Regions from separate parts of the Homo sapiens genome. Here regions 2, 3, 4 and 5 are each linked to region 1. The links are chromatin loops, found by intact Hi-C in ENCODE. Cell type or tissue: IMR-90. All regions are shown on one strand. Links, peaks and the distances in the headings refer to the core of each region. The heading gives the core; the rest is flanking DNA.

Region 1 (6,415 bases), core at 832-5,831:
GGCCACCTCACAGCATGGTGGCTGATGTCCAACAAGAACTGTTCCAAGAGCAAGCATTCTAAGAGGGAGGAAGCAGAAGCTGCCAGGTCAATTAAGGACTAGTCCTGGAATTGGCATAGTACCACTTCCTCTATATTAGTCAAGGGAGTGGCAAGCCCAGCCCACAGTCAATGTGGGAGGGAACTATACAAGGACATGAATACTGGGGAACGTGTTCATCTGGATCATCAAAATAACAGTCTATGGCAAGTTTTTATTATTTTGGTACTTAAAAAAACCCCCAGAATTACCATATGCCCCAGCAGTTCCACTTCTGGGTGCATACCCAAAAAAACTGAAAGCAGGGACGTGAACAGATATTTGTATACCCATGTTCATAGCAGCATTTTCACAATAGCCAAAAGGTGGAAACAACCCAAATGTCCATTGCCGGATGAATGGATAAAGAAAATGTGGTATTGTCTTAGCCCATTCAGGCTGCTGTAACAGAATACCATAGACTGGGTGGTTTATAAACAACAGACATTTGTTTCCCACAGTCTAGAGGCTGGGAAGTCCAATATCAAGGCACCAGCAGATTCAGTGACTGGTGAGATCCCTCTTTATAGAGAGCCATCTTTTCTCAGTGTCCTCACATGGTCGAAGGGGTAAGCAATCTCTCTGGTGTCTCTTATATTAATATGAGGGTCCTAATCCCATTCATGGCCCTTACGATCCAATAACTGCCCAAAGGCCCCACCTTCTAATACCATCACCTTAGGGGTGAGGATTTCAACATAGGGATTTAGGGATTTGTGAGGGAGGCAAGCATTCAGACCATAGCAGGCACATACATACAATGGAATATTGGTCAGCCTTTAAAAGGAATCCAGTTTGGACACATGCTACAACATGAGTGACCCTTGAAGATATTATGTTAAGTAAAATAAGCCAGGCACAAAAGGACAAATATTGCATGATTCTACTTATATGAGGCACCTAGAGGAGTCAAATTCATAGAGACAGAGAGTGGAATAGTGGTTGTTGCTAGGGGCTGGGGAGAGAAGGAAATAGGGAATTATTGTTTAATGGGCACAGAGTTTCATTTTGAAGAGATGGAAAAGTTCTGGAGATGAATAGTGATGATGGTTGCACAACAGTGTGAATGTGTTTAATGCCACTGAACTATATGCTCAAAATTGGGTAAAATGGTAAATTTTATGCATATTTTTATCACCATAAAATTTTTATTTTGAATTTTATAAAAATAAAATGTTCATTTTATTTTATTTATTTTGAGATGGAGTCTCTCTCTGTCACCCAGGCTGGAGTGCAGTGGTGCAATCTTGGCTCACTGCAACCTCTGCCTCCTGGGTTCATGCCATTCTCCTGTCTCAGCCTCCTGAGTAGCTGGGACTACAGATGCCTGCCACCATGCCCGGCTAATTTTTGTATTTTTAGTAGAGACAGGGTTTTGCCACATTGGCCAGGCTAGTCTCGAACTCCTGACTTCAAATGATCCACCCGTCTCGGCCTCCCAAAGTGCTGGGATTACAGGCGTGAGCCACTGAGCCTGGCCATTCATTTTATTTTCTTGTTGTTTTTTTAAAAATTATATTTATAACTATGGAAGAGTTCAGTTGAGCTGCAATTAACTATTTCTTTGCTATTCAAAGTCAAGGGACTAGAAGCATTGGCATTACCTGGGAGCTTGTTAGAAATGTAGACTCTCAGGCCTCACCCCAGATCTACTAAATCATAATCTGTAGTCGGACAAGATCCCCAGGTGTTTCGTATGCTTATTAATGTTTAAGAAATGCTGAATTACTTGATATAATCCTTGTTTTGTAAACATTTATTGATTTTAATTATGTAATTTTCTGTTTTGCATTTTGGAGTCATCATACATTTTTCAAGGCCTCAGAAAATTGTATAGGATTTTGAGACGCTCTCAGGCCCTAGACCCCATGTCTAGAATGCCCTGGAGATGAATCTGGTAAATTTTACACATAGTCACATCCCTTTTGTCTCTGATTTCTGACTTTCTCTTCCATAGTTACAGTTCTTCAGATCATCTATCTGGTTTTTACATGAGTTCTTCTCTGAGATGCTGCTAAGATGGCTCTCTAGGCTTTCAGAACCACAGCCCATGGAAAAGGGAGCCCCACCCTCAATGCAGACCCAGGTTTCTCTCTAGGATACCACATCCCAGGCCCATATAACCTTATTGCTGCAATTACTAAATTATTAAAATCAACCGTAAAGCTTCCTACTGAAGAAAACTTCCTAGTTCATTTTTTTCTTTAACTATTTACTGAAGCATAATATACATGCAGAAAAGTGCAAAAATAAGCTTACAACCAATACATTTTAATACATTAGCACTCTGTTATAACCAACCTTCAAATCAAGGAATAGAATATTAACAGTACCCAGGAAACCCTCTGTGTCACTACTACCCCATCTCCTGCAAATTAACCACTATTTGAACTAATAGCATAGATTACTTTTAACCAGTTTTTTTCTTTATATAAACACAATGCCATAATATATCCTCTTTTGTGTCTAACTTCTTTTGTTCGACTTTACATTTATGAGGCTCATCCATATTGTTGTAATTGTAGTTTGTATTCTTATTGTTGTATAGTGTTCCATTGCATGAATTTACTACAATTTAAATTCATTATATTATTGATGGGTATTAGGGCAATTTCCAGTTTGGGGCTATTACAAATAGTGCAGCTAGGTACATCTTAATACTTTTGTCAGGGAAACACATGCCACATTTCTGTGGGAATTAGGAGTGAGATTGCTGGGTCATAGCGTGTGTCTATGTTTAGCTTTAGTGATACTGTCAAGCAGTTTTCCAAACTGTAAGCCCCATTCTTAATGTAAAAGTGAATGCTCCTGCCCCTGTTCTATCCCTTCCTAAGAGTTGTGACAAATCTCAAACAGGACATTACTTTCACATAGGTTTATGAATTTCTGCCAAAACATTGGTGCTCACATTTCAAAATAAATAAATGCATCCATGAAATCCTCACCAGCGGCAGACTGAGAAAGCAAAGAATCCAGATGACAGCCATAATGCTGAGATGCTAAGATGGTTTTCTTTGTTGCCTAGAGCGCTGGGAGTCTTTTGCAAAAGCTGCTGCCAATCAGGCTTGCCTATCTTTGCAGGGCTAATTAACAGCACTTGGGCAAGCAAGGGGGCGGACGCCTGCACGATGATGCGAATGGTGCCATCCCAAGGCTTATGACTAATTATAAACACAAAGCACTTAAGGGCCGAGATTAATAATGAAAAAAAAAAAAAGCCGAAACAAAAAGCTGAAAAACCTCTTCAGAATTCTAATGCCAGCATGGTTGTGGTTGCGTGACTCAGGGCAGGGGTGCTGGCAAAAATCTCCGGACTAAATCACACAGCGCCTATGTCATGCAGCCAGCCTCCCAGTCATGTGCTACAGAAGGGCTTCCTTTGTGTCATGCAGGATTTCAGGGGAGTGTGTCAGCTCCATTTCCAGGGTGCCCTGGGCCCTAGCATGATAAATCTGTTATTCCCTTGCCCTCCCTCAGCATGGAAGAGCAGACTGGGGTAATTCAGGCCCCTACAGGAGTGGGTAGGGTGGGGTTGTGTGTGCAAGCTCTGATCCCCTTAGCTACAAACCACAAATAATCCATAAAGTATGCAAATTAGCTCCCAATTAATAGCACTTACTAACATCTTGAACTGTGTAAGGAGAAGCTGTGTTTGCCAGAGAGGAAAGCAACACTCATGCACCTCATTGCAAAACACGTCTGGTCAGGCGGAAAACCCTGGACTTGCTGGGAGGGAGGGAAGAATGAAGTTGAAACTGAAAGGCTGCTTTGGTGCCCTCAGGTCATCTGGAAAAGTGTCCACACAGTTCAGGCTTGAGGAGTAATTTGATGTGAGATGAGGATTCAGATGAGAATGAGTTTCCCTGCTTCCCCTTTCCTTGGGGCTCTGCTTGGTCCAGGCCCTAATGAGTTCTGAATGTTCAACTACAGGTCCTCCCACCAGCCTCTGAGAAGAGAACAGGACAACCCAATACCCCCAGAAAACTGGAAGTAAGGGTCAAGGGTTGAGGTGAGGGTGGTGGGGGAAGGGAGGAGAAAACAAACTATTACTTTTAAAAAGTGGTGAAAAATTGTTTGCCATTATCTGTTGTTTTTTTCCTTTTTAATACTAGCCATTCTGACTGGTGTGAGATGGTATCTCATTGTCATTTTGATTTGCAGTCTCTCTGATGATGACTTATGTTGAGCATTTTTTAACATTTGTTGGCCACTTGTATGTCCTCTTTTGAGAAGTGTTGGTTCATGTCTTTTGCCTACTTTTTGATGTTTTTTTTTCTTGTTGGTTTGTTTAAATTCCTTATATATTCTGGGTATTAGTCCTTCGTTAGATGCATAGTTTACAAATATTTTCTCCCATTCTGTTGGTGTCTGTTTACTCTGCTGATAGTTTCTTTTGCTGTGTGGAAGCTCTTTAGTTTAATCAGGTCTCACTTGTCAATTTTTGTTTTTGTTTCATTTGCTTTTAAGGTCATCATAATTTTTTTTGCCTAAGCCAATGTCTGGAAGAATATTTCCTAGATTTTCTCCTAGAATTTTTGTAGTTTGAGGTTTTACATTTAAGTCTTTAATCTATTTTGAATTAATTTTTGTATATGGTAAATGGTCCAGTTTCATTCTTCTGCGTATGGTTAGCCGGTTTTCCCAGCACCATTTATTGAATAGGGTGTCCTTCCTCATTGCTTAGTTTTGTTGACTTTGTTGAATACGAGTTTGTTGTAAGTGTGCAGCTTTATTTCAGGGGTCTCTATTCTCTTCCATTGGTCTATGTGTCTATTTTTGTAGCAGTACCATGCTGTTTTGCTTACTGTGGCCTTGTATATCATTTGAAGTTGGGTAATGTGGTGCTTCTGGCTTTGGTTTTTTTTTTTTTTTTTTTTTGCTTAGGATTGCTTTGGACTCTATATGAATTTTAGAATAGTTTTTTTCTAATTCTGTGAAAAATGACATTGGTAGTTTGACAGGAACAGCATTAAATCTTGCAGATTGCTTTGGGCAATATTGGCATTTTAATAATACTGATTCTTCCAACCCATGACCATAGGATGCTTTTCCATTTGTTTCCATTTGTGTAATCTATAATTTCTTTTAGCAGTGTTTTGTAGTCCTCCTCATAGAGATCTTTCACCTCCTTAGTTAGATGTATTCCTAGATATTTTATTTTATTTTATTTTTGTGTGTGGCTATTGTAAATGGAATTGCATTCTTGCTTTGGTTCTCAGCTTGAGTGTTATTAATGTATAGAAATGCTACTGATTTTTGCACATTGATTTTGTATCCTGAGACTTTGCTGAAGTCATTTATCAGGTCTAGGAGCTTTTTGGCAGACTATGGGGTTTTCTAGGTATCAAATCATACTGTCAGTGAAGAGAAATGACTTTCTATTTTTCTATTTGGATGCCTTTTATTTCTTTCTCTTGCCTGATTGCTCTGGCTAGGACTTCTAGTACTATAATATGTTTAATAGAAGTTGTGAGAGTGGGCATTCTTGTCTTGTTCCAGTTCTTAAAGGGAATGCTTCCAGCTTTTGCCCATTCAGTATAATGTTGGCTGTGAGGTTGTCATAGATAGTTCTTATTATTTTGAGGTATGTTCCTTTGATGTCTAGGTTGTTGAGGGTTTTTTAACATGAAGGGATATTGGATTTTATCAAATGCTTTTTCAGAATCTATTAATACAATAGTATGTTTTGTGTTTTTAAATCTGTTTATGTGGTTAATCACATTGATTTGCATATGTTGAACCAACCTGGCATCCCAGGAATAAAGCCCACTTGATCATGGTAAGTTAACTTTTTGATGTGCTGCTGTATTTAGTTTGCTAGTATTTTGTTAAGGATTTTTGTGTCTTTGTTCATCAGGAATATTGGACTGTAGTTTTCTTTTTTGTTGTTGTTGTGTCTTTGTCAGATTTTGGTATCAGGATGATACTGGTTTCATAGAATGAGTTAGGGAGGAGTCCCTCCTCAATTTTTTGAGAATAGATTCAGTAGGACTGGTACCAGGTCTTCATTGTATGTCTGGTAAAATTTGGCTATTAGTCCATCTGCTCCAGGGCTTTTTTGGTTGGTAGGCATTTTTATAACGGATTCAATTTTGTTACTCTTCATTAGTCTATTTAGAATTTCTGTTTCTTCCTGGTTTGATCTTTGGAGGTTGTGTTTCCAGGAATTTATCCATTTCCTGTGGATTATCTGTGCATATAGAGATGTTCATAATAGTCTCTGAAGATCTTTTGTATTTCTGTGGGATTGGTTGTGATGTCATCTTTATTATTTCTGATTGTGTTTATTGGATCTTCTCTCTTTTTTCTTTGTTAATCTAGCTGGATCACTAAATCT
Region 2 (6,415 bases), core at 423-5,422, 200 kb after region 1:
GGGGTGATGCCACATGCATTGTTCATCTGGGTGTGTGTTGCAGTTTGCTATTTGTTTTGCATATGTTCACGTGGTGCATGTGTGCACAGGTATTGTGTTGTAACTGTGTTTCTTGTGTATGATGTGCTTCTGTGGTGCATTGTGCTATAAATGCATTGTGTGAATGGGATATGCATATATGTACAAGTGTGTTGTGTTTATTATGCATGTGGTATAAAGTGCATGGATATGTTGTATGTGGCACAAGTGCAGGTAAATTTTGTGGTGTGTGTGCTGTGCACGTATTTGTGTGTGCTGTGTGTGTAGTGTGCATGGGTGTAATACGTGTGTATTGCGTATCTTGTGCATGTGGTGTGATGTGCACATGTACTGTGCATGTACTGTGCCTGTGTGTGCTGTAGTGTTTGTTTTACATGTTTTGTGGTACATGTGTGCGTATGTATTCTTTGTGTGTTGCATGTATGTTATACATGTGAGGTGTGAGTGATACATGTGTATATGTGCAGGCATGTTGTGTATGTTATGCATGTAGTGTGATGTTCATGAGTGTGTGATGTGCACTGTGAGTTGCGTGGTGCAAGTGTGGGTACATTTTGTGCTGTGTGTGTTTGATGTGCACGTGTGCGTTTATGTGTGTGTGCAACACTTCAGTGGTTGCTTCTTCCAGCCAGAGTAACCAACTCGTCTTGACTTGCCTGAGACTTCCCAGATTTTAGCACTGAAGGTCCCAGGCAGTCGGGAGGAAACTCCTCAACCCCTGCGAAGGGAGACGATTGGATTCTCCAATCCCCAGCTTGCCAGGGTTCTCACGGAACGGCCGCCAGCTTTGTGCGGAGGTGCTCAGCGCCCTCTGCTGGCCCCGGCTGGTGCGTGCGGCCTGCGCAGCCCAGGCCTTGGCTGCAGACTCCCCTCTCCAGTCTGCGGTTCAAGCTCTGGCGCCTTCCCTTAACTGGATTCCTCGCCTGCATGCACAAGAGAGTCCCTGCAAAGCAAGGCAAACGATCTCCACCCTCCCCCCAGGGTGACAGGACTCTTCGGCTCCTACCCCTTTAAATCTGGGCCACAATACAACACAGAAGAGAAACAGGCATATATTAAGTGCCTGCAGTATGCGGGCCCTGCACCGCTGCTTTCCCACCAGGACCAGCAGAGCGCTAGGACATCAGGAGCCTGTGCCTCGGGCTGTAGCGCACCCCGTGCTATCGCCAGCCACACATCCCCTTGCAATTCCATCCTTGACTCCTAAGCCAGACAAGCCCCTCTGGCCCAGTTCCTACACCCAAATGCCCAAACTAGCTCTGCCTGTTGTCCTTTCCCCCCTGCCCAGGCCACAGGCCTTTTTCTGAGTACCTTTAGAGTCATTTCTGGAGGTCAGTTTGAATAGGTGGCATTTGAGGAAAATTACCAATGATGCAAGAGCAAAAAAGAAAAATATCAGTGGAAAAGAGGTCAAAAGACAGTCTCTGAAAAGAGAGGCAAAATTACAGTGAACATTTATTGAGCACTTACTATGTGCTAGAGGCTCTGCTAAGTGGTTTTTGTTTTCAACTCTTCATAGAAAACCTCTAAGGTAGGTTTCATTTCATGGATGAGGAAACTGAGGCACAGAAAGATGGAGGGACTGGTGCCAGGTTATCTGACCAGGTGAGTCTGACACCAAAGTCATACTCTTAACCACCACACTACACTTTGCCAGTCTGCCACTCTCCAGACCAGAGATTGGGCAAGTCACATGGGCTGGAAGTGTTTTCATCTTAAAATGGGGAGAACTCACACGGGTCCATGGGGAGACAGTTGCGGAAATGCTTATCACAGCATCCTTGATGGTGCTGAGGAGCTGGAAGCCACCAGGATGTCTTGTCACAGGGCAGGAGGAGCTGGGTGCACCCTATGAGATACTCAGCCTGAGTTAGAAGCAACAGACTCTGGGTACATTCAACAATGAAGGGAGACCCTAAAAATCCCCTGCTGAGTGAAAAAGTAAGGCACAGAAAGCGGCCTACAGCACTGTATCATTAGGGGAAATGTAAATCCATGCAAACTAACCAATCCATTCTTTACAGGAACAGAACAAACTCAATGAAATGGTTGTGCTGTGGGAAAGGGAGGGTCCTCGGGGCAGAGGTGGGGATAAAACTGAATGAATACTGAGGCAAAATAGAGAAGAGCCCATGATGGAACCGCAAACAGGAACGGGATTAACTCAGCCCTTCAAAGCTGCTGTCAAAGAAGGGGCGGGAGGAACAAGCCCGGCCCATTTAGCCTCCTGTAGCACGGATGGTTTTCAAAGTTCTTCCAGGCCCCAGCTCTCCTTTGATCATCCTGGTATCCAGTGCAGGGGCAATGGGTTCCTAGGATCAAAGAGGCTGCTGTGTGAGCCAGTGCTTTGTAATCTACATCTACGGCTGAACTTGAGCGTGCATCCGAACAACTAGATGGCTTGTTAAAAATACAGATTCCTGGCCTCCATTCCTCCAGTTTCTGATTCAGTGGGTGTGAAGTGGGGCTCAACATTTGCATTTCTGCAAACTCCTGGTACTGCTGCTGCTGCTGCTCCCAATCCAGAGACACTTTGAGAACCTCTGCTCTAAGGCACACTCTTTATGCCGAACAGACTGGCCAGAGCAGTGCTCCTCAAACTTTAAGGTGCATGCGAATCTTCTAGGCATCCTGTTAAAATGCAGTCAAATTCAGCAGGTCAGGAGGGCAGCCTCAGATGCTCCATTTCTATCAAAGGCACTCCAAGGTGGCACCAGCACTGTTGGCCCACAGAGCACATTTTTCAACAGTGAGGAGTTACACCACGACTTCCCAAAAGTATGTGCACACCCAACCCCCCTATATTGCTTGTTAAAAAGACGTAGATGTTCAGACCCCCTCACTGGCAATGCTCCAGAGTTCTGAGTTGGAGCCCAGTAATCAGAATTTTTTTAAGCTGATGCTAGATAGTCTGGGGAACTACTGGTAGAGAAAGCGAGTGGAGAGCTGGTAGAGTTTGGGAAGTTTCCACGTAGGAAGCAATACTAGAGTCAGAAAATAGAAAAGAGAGCAGAGAGGAACAGGCTCCCTCATGGCCCCGGCAGTTTGTCCCTAAACATAAATGTCAACTCAGCGGTAGCTGGCTGTGTGCTACCTGCTTTTAACTTGCCTTTATGGTTCAGCCTGTGTTTCCCTGGTTTATGTACCCATAGCTGTGATTAAACAGTTGTGGACCTGTGGTTGAATCCTGGTACCACCTGTTACTGTGTGACCTTGTACAAGTCACTCAACCTCTCTGAGCCTCAGTTCCTCAACTGTAAAATGGGATAATAATAACACCCTTGCATAAGGTTGTAGAGAAAATGAGACACAACGTGTGATGATTTTCCTTGTGTATTAAGTCCAAACAGAAGTTGCCCTTATCATATTCTTGAGTAAATGGCCTAGGAGTAAGTTGGAGTGATGGAGAAAAATGGAGCTGTGGATATCATATTGCTGTCCTTTTTCTGACTGAAAAGTTATTTTCTGGCCCTGGAGGCTGCTAAATCATCATAAATGTGCAGGTACATTGGAATTATCTGGAAAGTCTTAAAAACTATTCATACTCATGCTCCACTTCCAAGGATTTCTATTTAGTTGGTCTGGGGTGAGGCCTGGGCACCAAGAGCTTAAAACTCCCCAGGTGGTTCTATCGTGAAGCCAGGCTGCAAGGCCCCAGGTGGTCAATGGCTCTTCACAGCTGGTGGGGAGAGCTGGGAGGGATATCTTCTGCTTTGTTCCCCACTTCCTGCCCCAGAGGCCATAATGGGCAAGGGGTCAGAGGGAAGGGCAGGGGCGGGAGAGTCGCCTTGGCTGCAGCTTTGTTGTCAAGTAGAAGATGGTGTTGCAATCCACGCGGGGTCCACTCAGTTCCCTGTGAAGACTCTGTCCTGCCAGGCCGTGATTCACCCCAAGATGACTCCCCACACCCCTTGTTGGCTGTGATAGCCTGGCCTGCAAAAGAGGAAGGAGGCAGCTGACAGGGCATCAGTAAATCCAAGAGAGCAGACATGCCCTTCGGGATGAGGGACAAGAACAGGAACAAGCTGGGCTTGAGACCTGGGGCTGGAACTTAGCTCAATTCCCCCCACAAGAGAGGGAAGACAACCCAGTATGGGCAGTGTGAGTGGTGCTTATGGGGCCTGGCTGTCCAAGTCGTGAAGGGATGCCACAAACACCAACCTTCCAGCCCTCGAGTCCACAGTGGCCGCAGCAGAGGCAGTACCTCCTCTGGACCTCCACTCTGGATCCATCACCCCGCAGTGGGGTTGCAGCGTAGACAGAGCTGACTATATAGCGCCCTTTTTTGGGTCAAATGCATTCATGGTAACAAGTGTGGTAGGGTCTTACCCTGCACTTCAGGACAAACCCAGCTGGCCTTGGGGGTTAGATTAGATGTGGTTAATCTGCACCTTGTCCTGGGGTGGGAGGAATTGATGTTATTTACTCCAGTGCCACTCACAGTGTGGTCCTCAGACCTGCAGCCTCAGAAATGCAGACCCTTCAGACCCCACTTAAACCTACTAGATGAAATCTCTACTTTAACAGGATCCCTAGGTGATTTCCATTCATGTTAAAGTTTGAGAGCCATTATGAGGCCAGTGGTTCACAGCCCCCACTCACATTAGAACCAATGAGTCGTCATGTCAAGGCTCCAAAGCAGACCAAGTAAATGTGATTCACAGGAACTCACTCTCTAAGTGATTCTAATGTGTAACCAGGCTGAGGACCACTGCTTAGGCCACTTTAGGTGACTAAGAACAGAGATGCTCAAGTCACTTAAGGTGATGGAGTTACTGCAAGTTTACACAGGAAGTAAGTAAGGAACAGGGAACTGTCCAGACAAGGTTGAAGGAGGTGGACAGGAGGGAGACCCACGATCCACAGTTCCTTTGGGGACTTGGCCTTCCTGACATCCTGCAGCAGTAGGGGCCCTAGAACCTGGCCAAGTATTCTGTACATCTGTCAGCTCACCTCCTATTGTCTTGTCACTAACAACCACTGCCCTCTACTCTAACTGTGGTCCAGGAACCAACAGCATCAGCATTACCTGGGAGCTCACCAGAAATGCAGAATCTCAGGCCCCACCCCAGACCTACTTGACCTAAGTCTACATTTAATGAGGTCCCGGATGGTTCAAGGGCATATGGACACCGGAGAGGCACTGAGCTACGTCTTGGCTTCTACCACCCCGTCTTTGGGTTACTGTCTGCTCTATGACCTGCTATCAACTGCTCACTTTTTGCATGTCTAAAGCTCACACTTCTTGAGATGGAGGATCTGGCAGGTTTCTCTGGCCGCTAGCCTGGGGAGGCTGTCCCTGTTAGGTGGAACTATGGCTCCAAGATGCTTCATAGGCCTCCGGTCAGTGTTCAGACCAGTGACTCCCAGTGTGTGCCTGTCTCTGGTTCAGAGGTAGATGCCAGGATCAGAGCAAGCCAAGGATCCCCTGAACCCCTCCAGAAGTGAGCTGTGAGAGTTTGGAGAACCTGCACAAAGAGAAGGGGATGGCATGTACCTTGTGACGTCTGTCCACTGATGGAGAATGACAGGCTGGCAGAATCAGCCTCCACTGCAGACTCCAGCCCTTTCCTCCCATCTCTCTTGTCTGCAAGCTTCTTCATCCATTCTTCTAAGGCCTCAGCTCCAGGCTGTGTCCCAGCCCTAGCAGCCTCAGGCCTGGCCTAGAAGTTGGTATGGTGTTCCCAAGATAAGTGCCACCAATTACAGGCAAGCTAGGATTTTCTTGCAATGGAGGAACTTGGCTCTGTGGGATTACTCCCCTGTTAATCTTGACAACCAACTTACACACTTCCTGAGAACAAGTTCAGTGTCTTTCTTCCTTCAGTGAACAAATAGCTATTGAACAACTATCAGAAGTAAGAAGGTAAGCAATACCCAGCCCCAACCCCAAGAAGCTTGGGGTGCACTGGGGGATGCAGACAAGCAAACAGGCTGGTACATCAGTGGGATCAGGGCTGAGATAGAGAAGCCTATCCGAGTGGGGCGCCTCCACTGATTTGATAGGAACTGGGAGTCAGTATCCCCAAAACAGCTTTAGGAAACCTGGCAGAAACCTTTCTACTCTGGCCAGGCAAGGGGAGGGAGGGAAGAGCGTCAGTACTACAGCCAGGCCATCTGGTGCAATGCTGTGACTCATTCTCTTCAGAGCCATCATCCAAATGCATTTTTCCAAGTTCACAGGGGATCCTGGAGCTGCAGGAAAAGAGGGTGTGCATCTGTATGTAAACACAAGACACCAGACTCCTCTGATCTTGGAGTGTGAAGATATAAAGCTAGCCTGCAGAACAGCTCTCTTAGGCTAAGATTATCCCTTTCAATCCAGGACACACCCCTGGGCTGGAGAAAGGTATCAACATCCCTGTGTTGGCTAATT
Region 3 (6,415 bases), core at 639-5,638, 49 kb before region 1:
GGCAGGAAAATCTCTTGAACCCAGGGGGTGGAGGTTGCAGTGAGCCATGATGGTGTTGCTGCGCTCCAGCCTGGGTGAAAGGGCAAGACTCCGTCTCAAAAAGAAAAGAAATGTCATTTAATTATTGAATTATTTTTGAGTTAAAAAGCAAAAATTATTTACTGATTTTTCTCTTAAAATTATTTTTTAAACAGCTGTTATTATATAATTCATATCTCTTGTAACTTTGTTGACAGCAATGACTCAATACCAATTGACTTGTGAAAAGTATTTGTAACCAGTTATGAGAGTTAGTAACTTCCTCAACAATAATACCAGTAGACCTAAAAGGAAGAAGCTAAGGCAAAATTACTATAGAGAGTTTATTTGGGCCAAGTTTGAAGACTGCACCCCAGGACATACTTCCAGGTTGCCTTGGAGAGTGCTCTGGGGAACATAGGAGAGGCTCAAGTTTTTAAAGATAAAAGGAACAAATCAAGAGAGTGGGTAATTCTTCAGGAATTCTCATTGGTTTACAGAAATAACATTTGTTAGTGATTGGCTATACCTTGTTGAACTGTAGGATGTATGGCGCTTTATGGCTACTTGGCATTATTCTAGAGCCTGCATAGCAAATGGCTTCAAAAGGTAATTATCTAGCTCAAGGAGGAGTGAGACATGACTACTGTTACGTCTTCAATGCCTCTCTGGGCCTGATAATTTAAAGGGGCCCACATGCCTCAGATAAAAAGCTTTTTTTTCTCATATGAATATTTCAAATTGTTCCTTTGCTTGGGAACCTGGAGGTGTTTTCACCCTGAGGTAACAACGCACCACTGTAAGATGTGGGATGGAAGAGAGAAGAGCCTTTCTTTTGTAAAGTGGGAAGAAATCCATTGTAAAAGGGCAACTTACAGCTTGACCTCACTGTCTCTTAGATTTTAGGAAAGAGTACAAATAGGCTTTGAGGATCTGGAAATTGATTTCCTTAAAACAACTCAAGATTCCACATGTAAAGTTTTCCAGATTGTTGCTACTTTTAGCGTGGTCTGTGGGCCAGCAACATTGGCATACCTGGGAGCTGTTAGAAATGCAGAATCTCAGCCCCAGCCTAGACCTCCTAAAGCTGAATCTGCAAAATCCCAGGGCGATTCACTAGCACATTAAAGTCCAGATTGCTGCCACTTCCTTCCCCTCAAAACCTTGTAGTGCACACATTGGCTGTTATGCAGTTTCCTTCCCAGTGTAGGAGTCATTTACATACCTCTTGAGCAGCCTCTGCTCATAATTTTGGCTTTGGTTCTCCAAGAAGTCACTTGGTTTAGTTTCCAGCAGTCTGTGAGGCCTACTGGGCTGGGCTTTCTGACTCTGCAAATAATTTAAACACTGTTTATCGTGGTCCCTAAGGAACCCTCAGTAAGTGGTAGCTGATAGTTATCATTTTCCTCTCACTAATGGTCAGATTTGAGTAAGAGATCCTTTTTCCTCCTTGAGTGTCACTCGAGCCTGTGATTTTGAATTACTGGATGTTAAGATTGGCAAGACCTGTGTGTGTCATGGAGAGGTTTCCTCCTATCATCCCAGTGAACATTGTGACCTTGTCATTAGGAGAGCTATAAATAGAATAATTTTTTTTAAGGAAAATAAAAGCCTATTCAAACAGAGCATCAGAAGCTGCTGGTTCTAGCAAGAAGAAAATGGCTGATTGTATTTTTTGAAATGTCTTTGCCTTTCCCTGTATTTTTGCTGTGTTGACAGTTGTGCCATCCAGGCTTGACCTAGCCCTCGGCCCTCCCTCTTGGCTCTGCATTGACTTTTTGTATATGTGGGATTCCAGATCTGTAAACAAGGGGGCCCGGTGCCAAAGCCTCCCTCTTGGGTGCAAACACCCAAGTGTCAGTGGTGTTTGGAAGCAGAGGAGCAGTCCGTGGGAGGAAGCATTCCCCGACATTATTCTCACTTTGCACCCCCAACAGGAAATCCTGCAGTATCCTGGGAAGAACAAGGATGCTCAGTGTTCAAATCCTGCCTGGTTTTACCTAAGCTCCCTGGACTTCTGTGTCTCTATCTCTAAAATGACCATCAACTCAAATGGCTATGGGAAAATTAAATGAGACTAAGCATATGTGTAGATAAGTGGATGCTCTAAAAAAGTGATTTTCCTCCTCCTTTCAAACAAACGGACAGTGCTTCTTAAAATCAATGCTTCATAAAATCATAGGCTCTTGGGCTGGGGAATATTCTTTAAAATCATGACATTTGCTGTGGAAGAAACTAGAGGGAAAAAAATGAACCTACACTGCTGAGCCAAGTTTCAGATTTTACAATAGTGCCTGTGCACTAATGATAATTTAAGATGATGGTGTCCAGGAAGGGACCCATTTCTCTACAGCTGATTAGCCACAGATCAGTGCTATGGGTTATAGAACTAGGAAGGCAGAACATGAATAGACAGAGATAATATGTAGAGCAGAAGGAGCACAATACTGAGAGTCCTTGAATGCACTTTATTTGCTGCTTTGAGCAGCACTTTGAATAGCAAAATTATGCGTTAATATCAGTGGTTCACAAAATGTGGTCCCTGATCAGCAGCATCAGCATCACCTGGGAACTTGTTAGAAATGCAAATTATCTGGCCTCGCCCCAGATCTGCTGAATCAGAAACCCTGGGAGTGAGGCCAGCAATCAGTGTTTTAAGCAAGCTTTGCATGTGATTCAGATGAACGCTAGAGTTTGGGAATTACTGGTTTACATTTTAACAGCTTACAACCATCTTTTCCAATGCAAAGCAAAGTGGAATCATAAATGTCTTAGCATTTTAGATTCCTTACCTCCTTTACATATACTGTGAAAATTCCCAGATATTATTGTCTTCTGATTCTTGCAGAGATATGCATGAGCACAGTCACTAGGTAGAACTTCCTCAGTTGCCTTGGGTGGCTGTTGTTTAATTATGAAGCAGTAATAGAAGGATTCTGAAAATTAAGCAAATGAATCTGCTGTCACTTCTGTTCTTTAGAAATACCTTTCCTAGTTTGGATGCAGTGGCTCATGCCTGTAATCCTAGCACTTTAGGAGGCTGAGGCAAGAGGATAACTTGAGACCAAAAGTTTGAGACCAGCCTGGGCAACATAGTGAGACCCCATCTCTAACAAAAAACCCCAAAATTACCTTTCCTCTAGAGTTACAATACATTTATAACCTTATAACAAATTGTATACAAATCACTATGTTTTTATTTCTACACCTTCACAGTCCTGTCTCTAGAAGCAGTTACACCAAAGCCCTGTGTTGTCTGGAGGTGTGAAGACAGACACTCTGGGCCCCTCCAAAGGATGTCATCACTCAGGCCCAACTTCTGCTTATTTTGAATTTCCTGTTTGATGGTTAAAAGTCAAGGAGAAGACCAGAAGTTAAAAGCTTGTACCACATTCTGCCTCTGATTCATATTCTGTATCATCATTGGTTGTTTATGTGTCTGCCTCAATCTCCCAGATTGGGGCTCATCAGGGGCAAGAGTCATCTGTCTCATTCCCCTTCTACAAAATAGGCATGCAGTAGATGTTCACGGACAGGACGACACCGAAGCCAGCAAGGCTGAGCAGCTGGTGGAAGGCTGGGGAGCTCTTCCAAGCATCCACAGCTACTCCCTCCTGCTCACTTTATTACACCATCTCTGTTTATCGGGTGTTTATTACTTACTTGATTTCCACGTGTCATTCTCTAGAGACTTTGTAAGTGACTGACTGTGTTCACCCCTAAAACTTGGCAGAAGTCAGGCTTTGTAAATATAGTGGAAGAAAGGAGAGTCACAGCTAAGAGCTTCCTAATGAGGACACTGCGAACATGTTATTTTCAACATTCAACTCCTAAGTTTGAATAATTCATGAAAAAAAATCTGTTGAACTAGAAGTGACTGGGCTATTTTAATGAAAGTAGAGATTTGGAATGTTTTAGAGCTGCAGATCAACACCCTCAGTTTTCATGAGAGAACTGAAGGCAGGGAGAGGAAATGACCAGCCCACAACTCAGTGAATTAGTGAGCTCGGGTCTTCTGTGTCCCGTGCCCTCAAGGTCACACAGCGGCTAGTGGCCAATCTGAAACTAGAACTCAGGCCTTGAGATTCACACACCTAGTTCTTTCCATGGAGCCACCACAATTTGTCACAGGGACACCAGAGGGTAGGCAGGCCCAAGGTCCCTCTCTCCTGCACTTCTGGGTCACAGAAGACACAGGGAGATCACATTTCCTTTCCTTTTCCATCTTCAGTGATCAAGCCCAGTTGCTTTCTGCTCTGGCTGCATATGAGACCCCCGGGGAGCTTTTTAAAGATTCTGATGCTCAAAACCCACCCTAGGTCAATTAAATCCATCTGGTGGTGGGACCCAGGCTTCAGTGTTTTAAAGCCCCCTAGGTGGTTCCAATCTGCAGCTAAATTTGAGAAACATTGGGTCTAGCCTGTCCCTCTCGTTTCTCCTATTCTCTTAAAGGCCAGCATCCTTCCCTTGCTCCCTCTGTTTCCTTTTTGCTAATCCTTGGGTTGTTTTTGTTTTGTTTTGTTTTGTAGAGGGAGTTTCACTCTTGTTGCCCAGGCCGAAGTGCAATGGTGTGATCTCAGCTCACCGCAACCTCCGTCTCCCAGGTTCAAGTGATTCTTCTGTCTCAGCCTCCTGAGTAGCTGGGACTACAGGTGCATGCCACCACGCCCAGCTAATTGTTGTATTTTTAGTAGACACGGGGTTTCACCATATTTGTCAGGCTGGTCTCGAACTCCTGACCTCATGATCCACCCGCCTTGGCCTCCCAAAGTGCTGGGATTACAGGCATGAGCCACCGCGCCCGGCCTAATCCTCAGGTTTTAGCATTGCAATCACATGGTTAAGTTCAGGCTGCTGCCATTCCAAGCCATTTAAGACATTAGCCAAAAACTTAGCTTTGTGGTCCCCTTCTCATCTACTCCTCTCTCTCTCAGCTTGGCTGGGTCTTTGCTTCCTTTACCACTGCCTCCCCTCAGCCCCTACCCAGGCCTTACTCTCCCAGGAGGGGCTACCATTTGTAGCCCTTCTCTCAAAGCCTCCCTCCTCCTTGGCTTCATCCCCAGATTAGTATGAGGCTGGACTAGAGGAACTGGGAGCTCAGGCTGGATGGAAAGCTTTGGGGATGCTGTTCCTATGATTATTGGTCCCAGAGGAATAATTCTTCCAGCAGCTCTTCTTTTTTTTCTTGCTGGCTAAGTGTGTGGGTGTGCAGCAGGCATCTGCTAGGGAATGTCGGCAAAAAATAAAACTTTTGAAGCTTCAATTCTGCAGACAGATTGAGAGGCCTCCCAACAGTGCAGAATTGCTGAATCTGGCTCCTTCCACCCACTTACCCCCCCAGGAAGCGGTAGGTCGAGTTCGACGTGTTTTGATTTGTTAACAGTGGCCTAGCTTATGGGAGTTTAACTCATAAGTGTGACGCTTGAAGATAAACTAGTCAACAAATAATTATTGAACATTCATTGCATGCAGGGCACTGTGCTAGGCACTGATAAAACCCAGATGGAAGGTCACCTCTGCTAAACGTATTTTGTGGGCAATGAAAGGAGACAGGAAGAGAGGGGAGTAGGAATAGGAAGGAAATAAAAATCCATAAAAGGGAAAAGGGTTAGGAGTGGCAGGATGACAGTTGCGTGTTTAACTTCCCAGGACTTAAAGTCCTGAACTATATGTCCAGTCCATTCTCACCAACCATATTGGAGCCACCATATTGTTTTAATCTTGTCATTTGACCTCCAAGATACTTTGGGGGCCCCTCAGGGAGCTTAGCAAACATTATCCTAAGACAGCTGCAGCTTCTTTCTCAATGCGTCTCCATCTCCCTCGCGCGTGTCTTTTTGTCACTTTCTAACTCCCACGCTTTATCTCCCTTGCTATCTCTTAGATAGATAACATTTTTTCATGAATACATAAAGAAATAAATCCAAGCTCTCAGCCATTTATCAAACTAATAATGAATATTACTGGTGGAAATGACCAACACAAATTAACAGCTAAAACTACACATAGAAAAAAATGGTTATTGATGGAAAATTGCCTGAAGAATCAAATCTTCTTGACAAAATGTAGACATCCAAATATGATCAAGAAAAATTGGATTCGGTAGAAATAACGGGCACAAAGTAAAATCCATGAAGACAGATATTATAATTGGTAAAATTTGACATGGACAATAACTTGATAACGAATCCAATTTTGTCAGGAAATTTAAACAGAGACAGGAGGATTGCTTGAGGCCAGGAGTTCAAAATCAGCCTGGGCAACATGTGAGACTCCATCTCTATTTAGAAAAAAAAAAGAGGCTGTGCGCAGTGGCTCATGCCTATAATCCCAGCACTTTGGGAGGCCGAGGTGGGTGGATCACTTGAGGTCAGGAGTTCAAGACCAGCCTGGCCAA
Region 4 (6,415 bases), core at 514-5,513, 120 kb before region 1:
GATGGAGTCTCGCTCTGTCGCCCAGGCTGGAGTGCAGTGGTGCAACCTCCGCTCACTGCAACCTCTGTCTCCCGGGTTCAATCGATTCTCCTGTCGCAGCCTCCAGAGTAGCTGGGATTACAGGTGCGTGCCACCACACCAGACTAATTTTTGTATTTTTAAGAGAAACGGGGTTTCACCATGTTGGCCAGGCTGGTCTTGAACTCCTAACCTCAAGTGATCCGCCTGCCTCGGCCTCTCAAAGTGTTGGGATTACAGGCGTGAGCCACCGCGCCTGGCCGCAAGTGGCATTTTAAAGTTCAATATTACCACTGAAGATTAATGGATATACATAAGACTGGAGTGGCATCACAATTTTCTCACAACTGCAATTCCAAAATAAAATCCAGTTGCACTTTTGCTTAACACAATCCTGAAAAACACAATCCTGTTTCTGTTAAAACCTAATGGTGAATCAAATATGAGTCTCTCCTAAAAGTTCACCAAATTTCTAATGCACATAGTAATCTAAATCACAAAAACAACTTTGTCAAAAATGCAGGACTAGAAACAAAGGAAAACATCGATCAGTCATTACTTCAACCATTAACAATGGAAGCACAAAGTGCCATTTGACTGGTAAAGGTTACTGGAAAACCCAGATCTCGAGTTTCACACTGTTAAGAGTATAAGATGCACGGACTGTACTGGAATTAGCAGAAATGGTTCCTGCTATAACTGTGCTTTACCTGCTATTCTCTAACACTGCTGTCCAGTAGAACTATCTGAAATGAGATAAATGTTCTATGTCTGTCCTATCCAATACAATAGCCAATAGCTACATATGTCTACTGAGCACTTAAAATGTGGCTAGCAAAACTATGGAACTTGGTTTAATTTCAATTAAATTGCTACATGTGGCTAGTGGCTCTCTTATAGGACAGAACAGTTGTATAATTTGAAATACAAGGTATAAACTGTATTGACTAAACCGTAGTTTTTCAAAGTATCATGACCTGATGTTAACACCAGGCAAGACCATTCTGATACCTAATGATACACAAGGTCTGCGATCAGCCTAAACATAAAATTCACTTATGAAATGAGAATTCTTGATATTAGATTCAGAATTTAAGGTGCAATCTTTATTAAGTAATATAAAAAATAGTCTCAGGTTCTTCCCCATTGTTTTCGCAAACGGGGTGCTCACTTTCAAAATAGTTTTCCAAAACATCCAAGTTATTTTCCCTTCAAATCTGTTCAACATCTTCTGTTCAGGAAAACAATGGCAAAAATAAGTTGTCAACACTAGTAAGTGTCCTGCGACAAATTAATGTGTAAATGTCACACATTAATTTTCCTTTTCCTTAAAAGAGGGGGAAAATGTTTGGCAGCGTCCGGATCCTTCAAAAGCCTTATTACCCATCTTTCCAAATGTTTAGGTGTACAAAACATTCAGATACAGTTGCGATTTCGTTCCTAGATACAAAGTAGTTTTTCAGTTCCAGAGAATTACAAGTCATTTTGACTTGTATTCTTTGACCAGCTCTTCATAAGTCAAGAAAAGTAACAAGATGGTGCACAAAATGTCAAAAGAAAACAAGTCTGGAAACTTGCATTGAGTAACTAGTCGCTAAGAGGAATCAATTGCCTTTAACCCGGAGAGAGAGTCCCTCGCACTACCCAGCCAAGCAAACAGAACAAGGTCGTGACCCTGGGTCACGGCCGCCAGTACCGCTCCCGCCCGGCAGCGGGGAAGCCACCTGTTAGGCCCGAGCCTCACCTGGCAGGAAAGAGGAAGCGATTGCCCGGCAGCTCGCCCGACGCGAGGGCGGTGAGCGTGGAACCCGCCCCTCTTGCTGCAGCGGCTAGACCCCCGTCGGCACGTGGGCTTCACCCAGGCCCCGGCAGCTCTGACAGGCGGGTCGCCCGCGGACCCCGGCCCGCCGTCTCGCGCAGGTCCCCGGGGCAGGACCCCCGTTTCCCTCGCAACCACCCCGCCGAGCGGGCGTCCCAGCGGCCCACACCGCCGGTCCGCCCTGCTTCCCTTCCTTCCCGGACGGCGCGATCCCGCCCTGCAGCCCCTCACCTACCTGGTCACGGAGTTTGAGGAACGCCATGGCGGTCGCCTCCGCGCCCACTCCAGCCTCCTCCTCCTCCGCCGCTGCCGCTGCCGCCGCCGACCGGCCCACTGCTCCCGCCCCAGTAGCCTTGGCCGCTGCCCGGGACCAGCGGGTCCGCGGCCGACTGCGCTGAGAAGACCTGCGGGCAGGGGGCGGCGCCGCCTCCCCGGCCGCCCGCCGCCGCCGCCGCCGCCGCCGCCGCCGAGAGGTGAGGTGCCCGGCCGGTCCCGCCTCCTCCTCTGAGGACTCCCCGCCCTCTTCCTTCCTTTCTTTCTCCTTCCCTCTGCTGCCTGCCCTACCCGCCGCTGCCGCCGCCGCCTCCTCACGCCCCCTTCCCGAAATACCCTGGCAGCCCCCGCGGCCGCGCCGTTCCAGCCCGCGGCAGCGGCGGCATCCAAACTCCACAATATTACCACCACCGCCCGCCGCGATTGGCGGCCGCGCGGGGGAGAGGCCAGAGTAAGCCGAGCGCCCATTGGCCACGCCGCCGCGCTCGCTGGTGACCCCCCCGCCTACCGCGACGGGAGGGGCATGCGGAGGAAGCCGCAAGGGTGGGCGCGGGGCCGCGGCTCGGGCGGGGCGGGGGAGTCGGCAGGGGTGCGGGCCGGGGGAGGGCGGCCAGGTGTCCCGGCTCCCAGGCGCTGCCGCCTCAGGCGTGGTAGGCGGAGTCCGGGGCGGAGGTGGCGTGGGGAGGTGGGGAACGGCCCGGGACTCGCACGTGGAGGTGGAGCGCGGACGCCTCCCTCAGCCAGGGCAAGACTAAGGAGCTGGGTGAGGGACCGGAAGGGCTGGAAGGGGTGGGCACCTGGGGGCTGCGGCGAGTGGCGATGGGCGAGCCGGACTTGCACGTGGAGAAAGCGTGAGAATGTGCCCCTGGGTTTGGGGAGGGTGGGGAGCCAAGGAGTGGGATGAGAGGTGGTCACGGAATGGGGGGCGCTGCTGTCCTCCCCGGGGGCTGCAGGCCGAGACCGGGTGAGGGGCGGGGGTGATGCTGGCACTCTGGACGGAAGGGCGTCGTCTTCGCAGCCGAACAGGTTGTGGACGCCCAATCGTTTTTCTGCCCGTAGTCCCAATCCGAAGCTAAGCTGTGTGGTTTTCCCTTGAAAGCTCCCCAGCCAGGCTTGCTGCCTCCACCCCTTTCGCATCTGAAGCATTTTGCCTCCCACTCGAGAGAAATCAATTTTCTTAAACAAACAAAAAAAAAGATGTGCAGGATTTCTAATAAATAGCATCCTTGGATGGAGGAGAAGAGGAATGACTCCCTCATCCTGCCACACACACCCCCACGCCACCCCGCAGCTCTGAAACGGCTTTTCTTTCTTAGCCAGCCGCACGCTGTTGCCATTCCAGGCTCGTGTGGGAGAAGATTGTTGTGCGCCTGGGTCTGTCCGCCCGGGCGGCTCCAGCCTCTGGTTTATAAAAGGTGCAGATGGTTAAAACACAAACGTGTGACGTCAGGGTCGGTTTTTAAAAGTCTCTTCTACCCACTACATCAGTTGTGTCTCTTGGGATGGACTTTAGAGAATCGATTCGAGCCTAATGGCAGTCTAGAGAAATGGAGATCTTCGTCAGGACTATCAGATTATTGTAATGCTGCACTTATAACAAAAAACTTAGATTTAGCCACGCAAAAAAAAAAAAAAAAAAGAAAATAGAGTGCAAGATAAAAAAACACACCTGATTAACTGATAGTACGACCCTTCCAATATTCTTTGAGATATCCATGCTATGGTTCCATTGAAACAATTTCTTACCTAAAATTATGTCCCTCGTCATGATATTTTCTACTTAAAATGGAGGAATTCTCATAACTGTGATCTAACCGTCATAATGAGGCTAAAAAGGAAATCAAACTGCTCTTGCTTTGCATTCTCTTCAGTAGCTCCTTTACCCTTTATTTCAACTCCAGCAGATAAAATAGAGATACTATTTGTCACCCAACCCCTCCTTATCAGTTCAGTGAGGGTGAATGAGTTAATGTCGTGAAAGCACTTGAGTTCTCCAAAACAAAGATGTTGTGATAATATTACTACAGTACTTTGTGATTACAAGTTAGCTTTGTAAATAATTACCAATGTGCCATATCCAGTCGTGTTCTATCTTGGCCTAGGAGTGTTAGGATTTACCCTCATTTATAAGTAAGCCTGTTAAGCACTATGGATGTTGAGCCAGGAATTAATATAGCCCTCCTCTTCCCACCAAATAATCTCTCCTCTAGGTTAAATTTCTAGAATTTAAAAACACAATGAGAACCTGATTAGGAACATGGCAAAGATGATTTTTTGGGAGAATGTAAGTGTGTTTGAGAGTATGAATTTATGGACTAAATATGCATTTTAATAGATTTTGTGATTGAAGCTAATGAAACTTTCCAGGACTCTTTTGAAATTTTCTAATTAACAGTAATTAATGAAAATGTTTTATGATGTACCATCTGCATTATAGTAGGCATGGAGCTCTCCTTATAGATGATGCTTCACACCTAGCTGGGTTCTCACCCTTCTGCACCATGAGCACCATTTAACTTCTCTGTGTCTCAGTTTCAACATTCATAAAAAAACTAAGCTTAACATTTCCTGGCCTACTCATCTCACACCATCAGATAAGATAGTGATATGAAAGGCTGTGGAAAACTCTGAAGGACCATTACACTATATTATTATTATGACAGCAATTACAGGGTACTTCAAATGTTTGTGGGAAATAGAATTAAAGGTTAAAATTGAAATATAAACTTTATTTCTCAACATACGATTTGTCAAGTTCAAGATGATAAGCAATGATACCAGCCATTTAGTTCATCCTTAAAGAACCGAGGGTCCTGGGAATTCATGTCAATGCAGTCTTTTTTACAGTAATAATGTAATGTTAATAACAGAAGAAAAATGCATGCCTTTTAAAGAATTGTTAAGATTAGGAAACAAAAATAAGTCAGAAGGAGCCAAATTAGGAGTATGAGGTGGATGCCTAACGGGTTTCCATCAAAATCCTAACAAAATTGCCTTTGTTTGATGAGAGGAATGAGCAGGAGCATTATGTTGGAGAAGGACTCTCTAGTGAAGCTTTATTGAACATTTTCCTGCTAAAGCTTTTACTAACTTTCTCAAAAATACTTTCATAATAAGCAGATGTTATCATTCATTGTCCCTCCAGAAAGTCAAGCAAAATCTCTTGAACATCCCAAAAGACTGTTGCCAAGACCTTTGTTCTTGACTGATTTGCTTTTGCTTTGGCTGGACCCTTCCACCTGTTGGTAGCCATTGCTTTGATTGTGCTTTGTCTTCAGGATCATAATAGTAAGGCCATGTTTCATCTGTTAGAATTCTTTGAAGAAGTGTACGAGTGTTTTAGGGTCTTGACCCTACTTGTTTAAAATTTCTATTGACAGCCTTTCTCTTGCCTGAAACTGATCTGGGCCCAATGGTTTGGGCACCCATTGAGTTGAAAGTTTGCTCAACTTTAATTTTTCAGTCAGAATTATGTAAGCTTAACCAATTGAGATGTCTGTGGTGTTGGCTCTTGTTTGTGCGGTTAATCGTCAGTCTTCTTCAATTAGGATACAAACAAGATATTTTCCTCACAAATTGATGTGGATGGTCTGCCACTGTGGGCTTTATGTTTGACATCGTCTTGTCCCTTCTTCAAATGAGTTATCCATTTGTAAACTGCTTATTTTGGGGGGCAGGGGGCATTGTCCCCATAAACTATTCATAAAGCATCAATGATTTCACCATTCTTCCACCCAAGCTTCACCATAAACTTGAGGTTTGTTCTTGCCTCAATTTTAACAGAATTCATGTTGTTCTGATACGGGCTCTTTTCAAACTGACGTCTTATCCTTCTTAGTGCTGCAAACTGTATCCTGTTCAGATACATTATAACAAGTTAATATAAGTTTATGTTGGTGAAAAAAAATTGAAATCCAGCGAGACACAGTGGCTCATGGCTGTAATCCCAGCACTTTGGGAGGCCAAGACAGGTGGATCACTTGAGCCCAGGAATTTGAGACCAGCCTGGCCAATGTGGCCAAAGCCTGTTTCTACTAAAAATACAAAAATTAGCCAGATGTGGTGGTGCGTGCCTGTAATACCAATAATTTGGGTGGCTGAGGCACAAGAATCACTTCAGCCTGGGAGGCAGAAGTTGCAGTGAGCCAAGATGGCACTCCAGCCTGGACAATGGAGCAAGACTCTGTCTCAAAAAGAAAAAAAAAGGAAAAATTAAAATCCATGCATATTTTTTCATAATATGCATTTTCCATGAACTTTTTGAAGATGCCTTGTACATTTTCATAGCTGCTGAAAAAAATAGGA
Region 5 (6,415 bases), core at 696-5,695, 170 kb before region 1:
AGACTCTGGCAAACAAAACAAAACAAAACAAAACGAAACCCAAAACAACAATAAAATGTTTCTAAGATGATAATCAAAGATGGCATCATAGAGCTGGGCACAGCGGTGTACACCTGTAGTCCCAGCTACTTGGGAGGCTGAGATGGGAAACTATACCATTATCTTAATTTCATTTGTTTTTTAAATGAATTTTCAAATGGTGCCCTTAGGTAAATTTAGAAAGGGTTTGCAGTAACCAATGGAAAAGCACCATCCAGTGGTAAAAGATGATAATTACAATTTATACAGTTATTAAAAGCAAAATTAGCTAAATGATTTGTGACTCTGCCTTTTCTCCAACACACATTCCAGGAAAGAAAAGGTAAACTGGCTATATAATACTGAGGGTATCTGCTATTTGTTACCATTTTCTTAATCAAATTTTACTATATTAAGTTGGCATTTCGTTGTTGTTTTTCTGTCTTGCTTACCAATTATCCAAATGCTCGTTTGGGAACAGAATTAGGATAGGGGCATTGTTAAAATTCATCTAAAGCCTTTATTAAGCCACAGGCTAGAAAATGGTTTAAAAAGTGTGTGAGGGGGTGAATTTCCAATGGAACTCTAGTTACCAACAGCCATCCCACAGAACAACAAATAAGTCATTCTATGTACTTTTTTAAAAGGTGATCATGGGTAGGTAATCTAGACCCTCCTGAAAAGGCCAGGTAAAGATTCACAATCAGAGATTTCATAAAGAATTCAGAATTTCTAAAAGGAACATGAATCCTGAATGTGACCCGATTCACTCCAATTTGAAGAAAACAATCAGGTAAACGGTGTGTTCCCAATAATCTACCCCTATCCTATCAGAAAACAGATGAATAAAATCTGCAGTTTCCAACATAACAGCTTTTTAATCACCTCCTTTTTTTTTTTTTTTTTTAGAGAAAAAATTAAAAAGTTTAATACAATGGCTCAGGCCTGTAATCCTAGCACTTTGGGAGGCTGAGGTGAGCAGTTCACTTTTGAGCCCAGGTGTTCAAGACCAGTCTGGGCAACATGGTACAACCCCATCTCTACTAAAAATACAAAAATTAACCGGGCATGGTGGCATGCACCTGTAGTCCCAGCTACTCGGGAGGCTGAGGTGGGATGATCGCTTGAGCCCGGCAGGTTGAGGCTGCAGTCAGCCCTGATCACATGCCGCTGCACTCCAGTCTGGGCAACAGTGAGACCTTGTTGCAAAGGAAAAAACAAAAACCAAAACCCCAAAACTTTAATGAAACCAAAAACAAATTATTACAGAAACCCAGTAAGGATGATTCTTTGTTCTGAAACAACTTTACATCAAGTCTACTTGATATCAAATGGTATTACTGTTTGGGATCATAAGATATTTAACAAAAAGTACAGCATACTGCACCTTGGTAATGACAAAAAAATCAATTACTGGGCCATAATTTTCTCCTTTTATACTCTAAAAAATATTTCAATATGTTTGAATCTGACATAAGAAGCCTAACAAATACTACCAATGATATCAAACAAGCTTATCCTATCTTCACTAGTGCCTGCAGTCCAACACACCTGGAGGTTGTGAGATTTTTTAAAAACTACTTTCATGAAAACATAGGAGTCACTCAAATAATTGAGGTTCCCCAGTGATTACTGAATGACTGTTAATGTTTAAAGTGTGCAGCACAATCATTTAACATGTAAGAGAATGAGCTATGAGCAAAAGGATGCATACATCTAAACCAAAGTTTGAAAACCTTTAGTAATTTAGTATTTCAGAACAAAATAAATAAAACTAGTTGCGATACCATTATTTTCAGCTGTTTAACATTTTCTTCTCCAAGACAGAGATCTTAGATTTATAAGCCCCCTCCACTGAAAATTTACTTGAATTATAAAACGGCTATACTAAGTCTTCCACTAACACAGGGTCCACTACTATAAATGTTTCTACAATAAAGGACTTTTTGGCTGACACTAACTATTTACTCACATACAGTTATGTATGAAAGCTAAGTTACAAGGAGGCTTAAACAGCAACAAACTAACAAATTACAAGAGCTGCCTATATTACTGCAAGAGACTACTAGAAAATAACCTACCATAATAGGAATTCCCATACTATTTTCCTCTGGTGGAGGCAGTTGTACTGTTTCAATTCCAATCACAGGCCTGTAGCAGAAAACAGATATCAAAAGAAAGAATACGCTGATCCTAGAAATTAAGGGCTATGTTATTTATAAATAACTAGTACCTTAACAAAACATTGAATTATTGGATAATATTCAAAAACTTACTTTGGATTTTATTAATTCAGAATTTACTTTTATCCTTCTATCAAGAAAAAAAATACTAATCTGGGCAACAAAACATTTTTTAAAGGCTTTCTTTATATATTAAACAGAATTGGCTTCCCAGAAGAGACTTAAAAAGTGGTGTTTGTTTCTTAGAATTCCTAGCAACAAGTCATTCTCATAAATCTTAAACACAAACACACACACACACATATACACACACAAACTTTTCAAATGCATTCACTAATAATATATTCAGTTACTTACTAATCAGCAATTATTTACCCATGGGGACGTGTTGATTTAAGAAACTGCCTATGAAAAGTTTAAAATATTCAATCTATACGCTTTTTGAATATGTAGAACATACTCATTTCAGTAATACATAAATTTAAGAAATCACTGCAATATCTCTCAAAGAAAACTCTGGTAATTTTATACATATATTATATATAAAAAGTATATATATATACTTTTTTAAAGGTTAGGATAATACATACATATTATTTAGTAACTTGCTTGTCTCCATCACTCCTCATTTAACAATGTGGACCTTAAATATTCCGCAACACCCTGAATATGACATTCCATTCAAAAATACTGTATTTAATTTCCTAAGAGTAAATATTTGGGTTGCTTCTATTTTAAAATTCATATATAATAATTTTTCTAAGAATATTATATATTCTTGTATAATACTTTTCCCAAGATAAAAAATAAAATTCCCACAAGTTAATTTTAGTGAAATGGCTTGTCTTCACATAAATAAAATTAGGCCTAAAAAATTATGGAGCCATAATTCTCAAGTGCAATGACCTAGAAAGAACAAATGTCAGAATTACATTCCCTACATAAAAGTGTGGGGCCAACCACATTTCTTTTGTTTTTCTTTTATGACAAAATTTTGCCCTGTCACCCAGGTTGGAGTACAGTGGCCCAAATGTAGTTTCAACCTCCTGGGTTCAAATGATCCTCCCACCTCAGCCTCCTCAGTAGCTGCGACCACAGGCATGCATAACCTCACCCAGTTAATTTTTTAATTTGTTTGTAGAGATGGGGTCTCATTATGTTGCCTAGGCTGGTCTCAAACTCCTGGGCTCAAGCGATCCTCCTGCCTTGGCCTCCCAAAGTGCTGGGGTTACATGAGTGAGCCACTGCACCACCCACACACTTCTTATTGTTCTGAAAGAATCGTCATCAATGCTATGACAAAGAATCATCTTTGTTATAGTAATTACTATTGTAGTAATTAATGCCTTCTAAAATGTTAGAAGACATAAACTATCCTTGGATAGTTGGAGGAAGGTCAGCTATAGTTCTAAACATAAAAATCTGTTATTTCTTCCCTTGTCAAAATTATTTATGAACAAATCAACCTCATCAGAAAATATTAAAGGTACATTATTTTAGGTTCTACAGCATGTAACAGATATGGTAATAGAATTAGTCTGCCATATGGTGGCAGCAAATACCAAAGAAAATTAATTTCTTGAGTACGTCCATTTAAAAAGTTAATGTCTTCCCTGAGTCATGTATTTTAAACAAAGGTTTCAAATAGAAGAGGCTTTACAGGTTTTCATAATTATGTTTTAATCTTGTTATATTAATAGTCAAGCTCAAAACAATATCACGAGCGTATTTCTGACTGATTGAAAACCGCCTTCTGTTACTATGGCATTTACCAAATCAAACTGCCTCAAAAACTATGTGGCTCTTGATGCTTATCAGGCAACATGTAATTGCAATGATTTTCATTGTATTAACTAAAATTTACATATCTTATAGAAAAATTAAATTTTCTTACTTTAACCAAATCCACCTAGCCTAGCCTCCTACCTCCACAAATATTTACTCAATAATTGTTTGTTAATAACTATTTATATGCTAAATGCACGGAATATAGCAGTAAACACAAGAATAGTTTCAGGTTTCATGAAACTTACACAAAATCTCTCATGTATTTCCTTTTCCCTGATTTGTAATATGGGGTTATTAAGACCAGCTTAAGTTAACAGCCTAAGGATAAAAAATACTACAGTGTCTCTTCACCTATAATTTACAATTTAAAAAACACTACACAGAAATATTCAAGTAAGAAAGTTTTATTTTTCCTGCTATGACTATGACTGCTTTAAAGTCTTTCTGTTCTATAAAGTTGCTTCAAAAGGAAAAGTGTTTGGTGCCCTTTATTTTACTACACTATTTAACCCACTAGATGCTAACTAACAAACATTTAAGTTACATGAAACTGAAAAATGTATAAGAGCATCTTTTCATATAAAATTATCAAAGTATGTCAATCGTCTCAATTTATATATAGAAGTTATTGCCAAAGTGTCTTATAATCCAAGACACTGAGAGATAGGAAGCTAGGATAATGAGTAAATCCAAACTGAGAGTAAATATGTGCATAGGTTGTGCATAGATTAATCATAGAGTTAAAACACATCTGAAAACCCATCTCTATTAAAAAAGAGGAGGGAGGTAGCCACAGTGGCTCATGCCTGTAATCCCAGCACTTTGGGAGGCCAAAGTGAGAGGATCACTTCAGCTCAGGAGTTGGAGACCAGCCTGGACAACACAGCAAAACCCTGTCTCTGTAAGAAAACAAAACCAAAACCAAAAGAAACCCAAACAAAAGCACACATCTGAATACTGTAAAGGCCCAGTCTTCCACAGAGTGAGCATCGTTTAAGGTAGGGGCTGTGTCTCACTCATTTCATCAGTATGTCCACTCTACGATTTTCCTTAACATGTAACAGTGATGAACAATTTCTCACGCACAAACATTTCACATACTGATGATTTTATCTTGTCAGTAGAAGTACCATGGTTTTTTTTTCCTTGTTATTTTGTTTTTGTCCCAACTAGATAGAAAATTTTATAGGTTATAAACTAACATCGGCAATTTCATATGGTCCAACCTAATATCAATTGCTCACAACATTAAGTTCCTAGAGCTACCGGTAGGCACCATTTCTTATTGCTCTAAGTACTCACCTTCTAATAAGGGAAAAGAGAAATAAAAAGTAAACTACAAAGCAGTGCAATAAGTGCTCTCCTAAAAGTTTGTTGTGTGTATCTGTGACAGAGGGAGACAGACAGACATACAGTTCCTTAGGAATCACAAGATATACCAGTTGATGAATCCTATGAGGAAAACTGGAGGGCAACCTAGTAAATAAAATTAACTAAGATTCCTTTGCTAAGTGATCGCTATACTGAGATTTATATATTTAAATAAATATAAAATTACCAGGAAACCACTAATTTCTTCCTAAGATGAGATACAAGCAAGAATGCCTGCTCTTAATCACTCTTACTTAATATCATATTGAAAGAAAGAGCACTGCCATAAGGGTAGAAGGAATAAGGGATATATAGTTTGGAAGGGAAGAAATAAAAGTGCTTGCATTCACAGACAACATGATTGTCTTTATAGAAGATTCCATGGAATCTATTAAAAAATGCCTAGAATTAATAAGTTTAGCAAAGTCATAGATTACCATTGCTGTTTCTACATACTACCAATGAACAACTGGAAATCAAAACAAAAAGCAGTACCATTTATAATAATACCCCAAAACTCAAAAATACTAAGGTATAAATTCAACAAAATATGTACAGATTATGTATGCTGAAAATCACAAAATACTGATGAAAGACATCAGAGACAACGTAAAGAAAACAGATACAGGAGCTCCCCCGTTATCCACAGAGGATATATGCCACCCCTCCCTCACTCCACGGAAGCCCAAACATCTCAGGTAGTGCTGAACCCTATATATACTATGTTTTGTCCGACACAGGTTGAACATTCTTAATCTGGCAATTCAAAATCTGAAATGCTGTAAACTCTGAAACTTTTTGAGTGCTCATATGACGCCACAAGTGGAAAATTCCACAAATAAGTACTTAACAGAAACTTTGTTTCATGCACAAATTTAAAATAGTTTACAAAATTACCTTTGGGTTACACGTATAAGATGTATATGAAACAAATGAATTTCGTGTTTAGACTTGGGTCCCATCTCCAAGATCTCTCATTACATTTATGCAAATATTCCAAAATCACAAACACATCTAGTCCCAAGCATTTCAGACTAGGAATACTCAACCTGTAC

Evidence for each region. A loop is a pair of places that touch in the nucleus more often than their neighbours do. Peaks named below come from ENCODE experiments on the same cell type or tissue, not always from the same donor. Only the 100,000 strongest peaks of a DNase experiment are listed, where the experiment ranks them.
Region 2: it touches region 1 in a loop (7-fold over the local background); 3 of 110 quality-filtered maps call a loop at or near these places.
Region 3: a loop joins it to region 1, with 2.5 times the contacts of the local background. A loop is called at or near these places in 3 of 110 quality-filtered maps.
Region 4: a loop joins it to region 1, with 2.3 times the contacts of the local background. A loop is called at or near these places in 11 of 110 quality-filtered maps.
Region 5: it touches region 1 in a loop (5-fold over the local background); 2 of 110 quality-filtered maps call a loop at or near these places.

What each region holds. Positions count from the first base shown.
Region 1 is chr3:15,979,628-15,986,042 of GRCh38, forward strand. No RefSeq gene overlaps it. Among named protein-coding and RNA genes, the nearest start is that of MIR563, 110 kb to the left of the region's middle. In IMR-90, for the core only: no CTCF peak of the experiment used is centred there; DNase peaks (open chromatin) are centred at 3,414 and 3,784; H3K4me3 peaks cover 1,021 bases; H3K27ac peaks cover 1,881 bases.
Region 2 is chr3:16,177,667-16,184,081 of GRCh38, forward strand. The region is part of intron 1 of GALNT15 (polypeptide N-acetylgalactosaminyltransferase 15); the gene reads left to right. Among named protein-coding and RNA genes, the nearest start is that of GALNT15, 6.2 kb to the left of the region's middle. In IMR-90, for the core only: a CTCF peak has its summit at 855 (motif pointing left); DNase peaks (open chromatin) are centred at 835, 2,865, 3,895 and 4,735; H3K4me3 peaks cover 605 bases; H3K27ac peaks cover 3,088 bases.
Region 3 is chr3:15,931,291-15,937,705 of GRCh38, forward strand. The region is part of intron 2 of LOC107986064 (a long non-coding RNA gene); the gene reads left to right. Among named protein-coding and RNA genes, the nearest start is that of MIR563, 61 kb to the left of the region's middle. In IMR-90, for the core only: no CTCF peak of the experiment used is centred there; a DNase peak (open chromatin) is centred at 2,661; H3K27ac peaks cover 202 bases.
Region 4 is chr3:15,857,305-15,863,719 of GRCh38, forward strand. It overlaps LOC107986064 (a long non-coding RNA gene), which reads left to right and starts at 2,810. Exons shown (of 10, transcript XR_007095831.1): 1 at 2,810-2,961. It also overlaps a transcript of ANKRD28 not described here. RefSeq lists silencers at 1,838-2,087, 2,148-2,427, 2,508-2,827. In IMR-90, for the core only: no CTCF peak of the experiment used is centred there; a DNase peak (open chromatin) is centred at 2,527; H3K4me3 peaks cover 2,419 bases; H3K27ac peaks cover 1,342 bases.
Region 5 is chr3:15,812,141-15,818,555 of GRCh38, forward strand. It overlaps a transcript of ANKRD28 not described here. Among named protein-coding and RNA genes, the nearest start is that of ANKRD28, 17 kb to the left of the region's middle. In IMR-90, for the core only: a CTCF peak has its summit at 3,742; a DNase peak (open chromatin) is centred at 3,761; H3K27ac peaks cover 855 bases.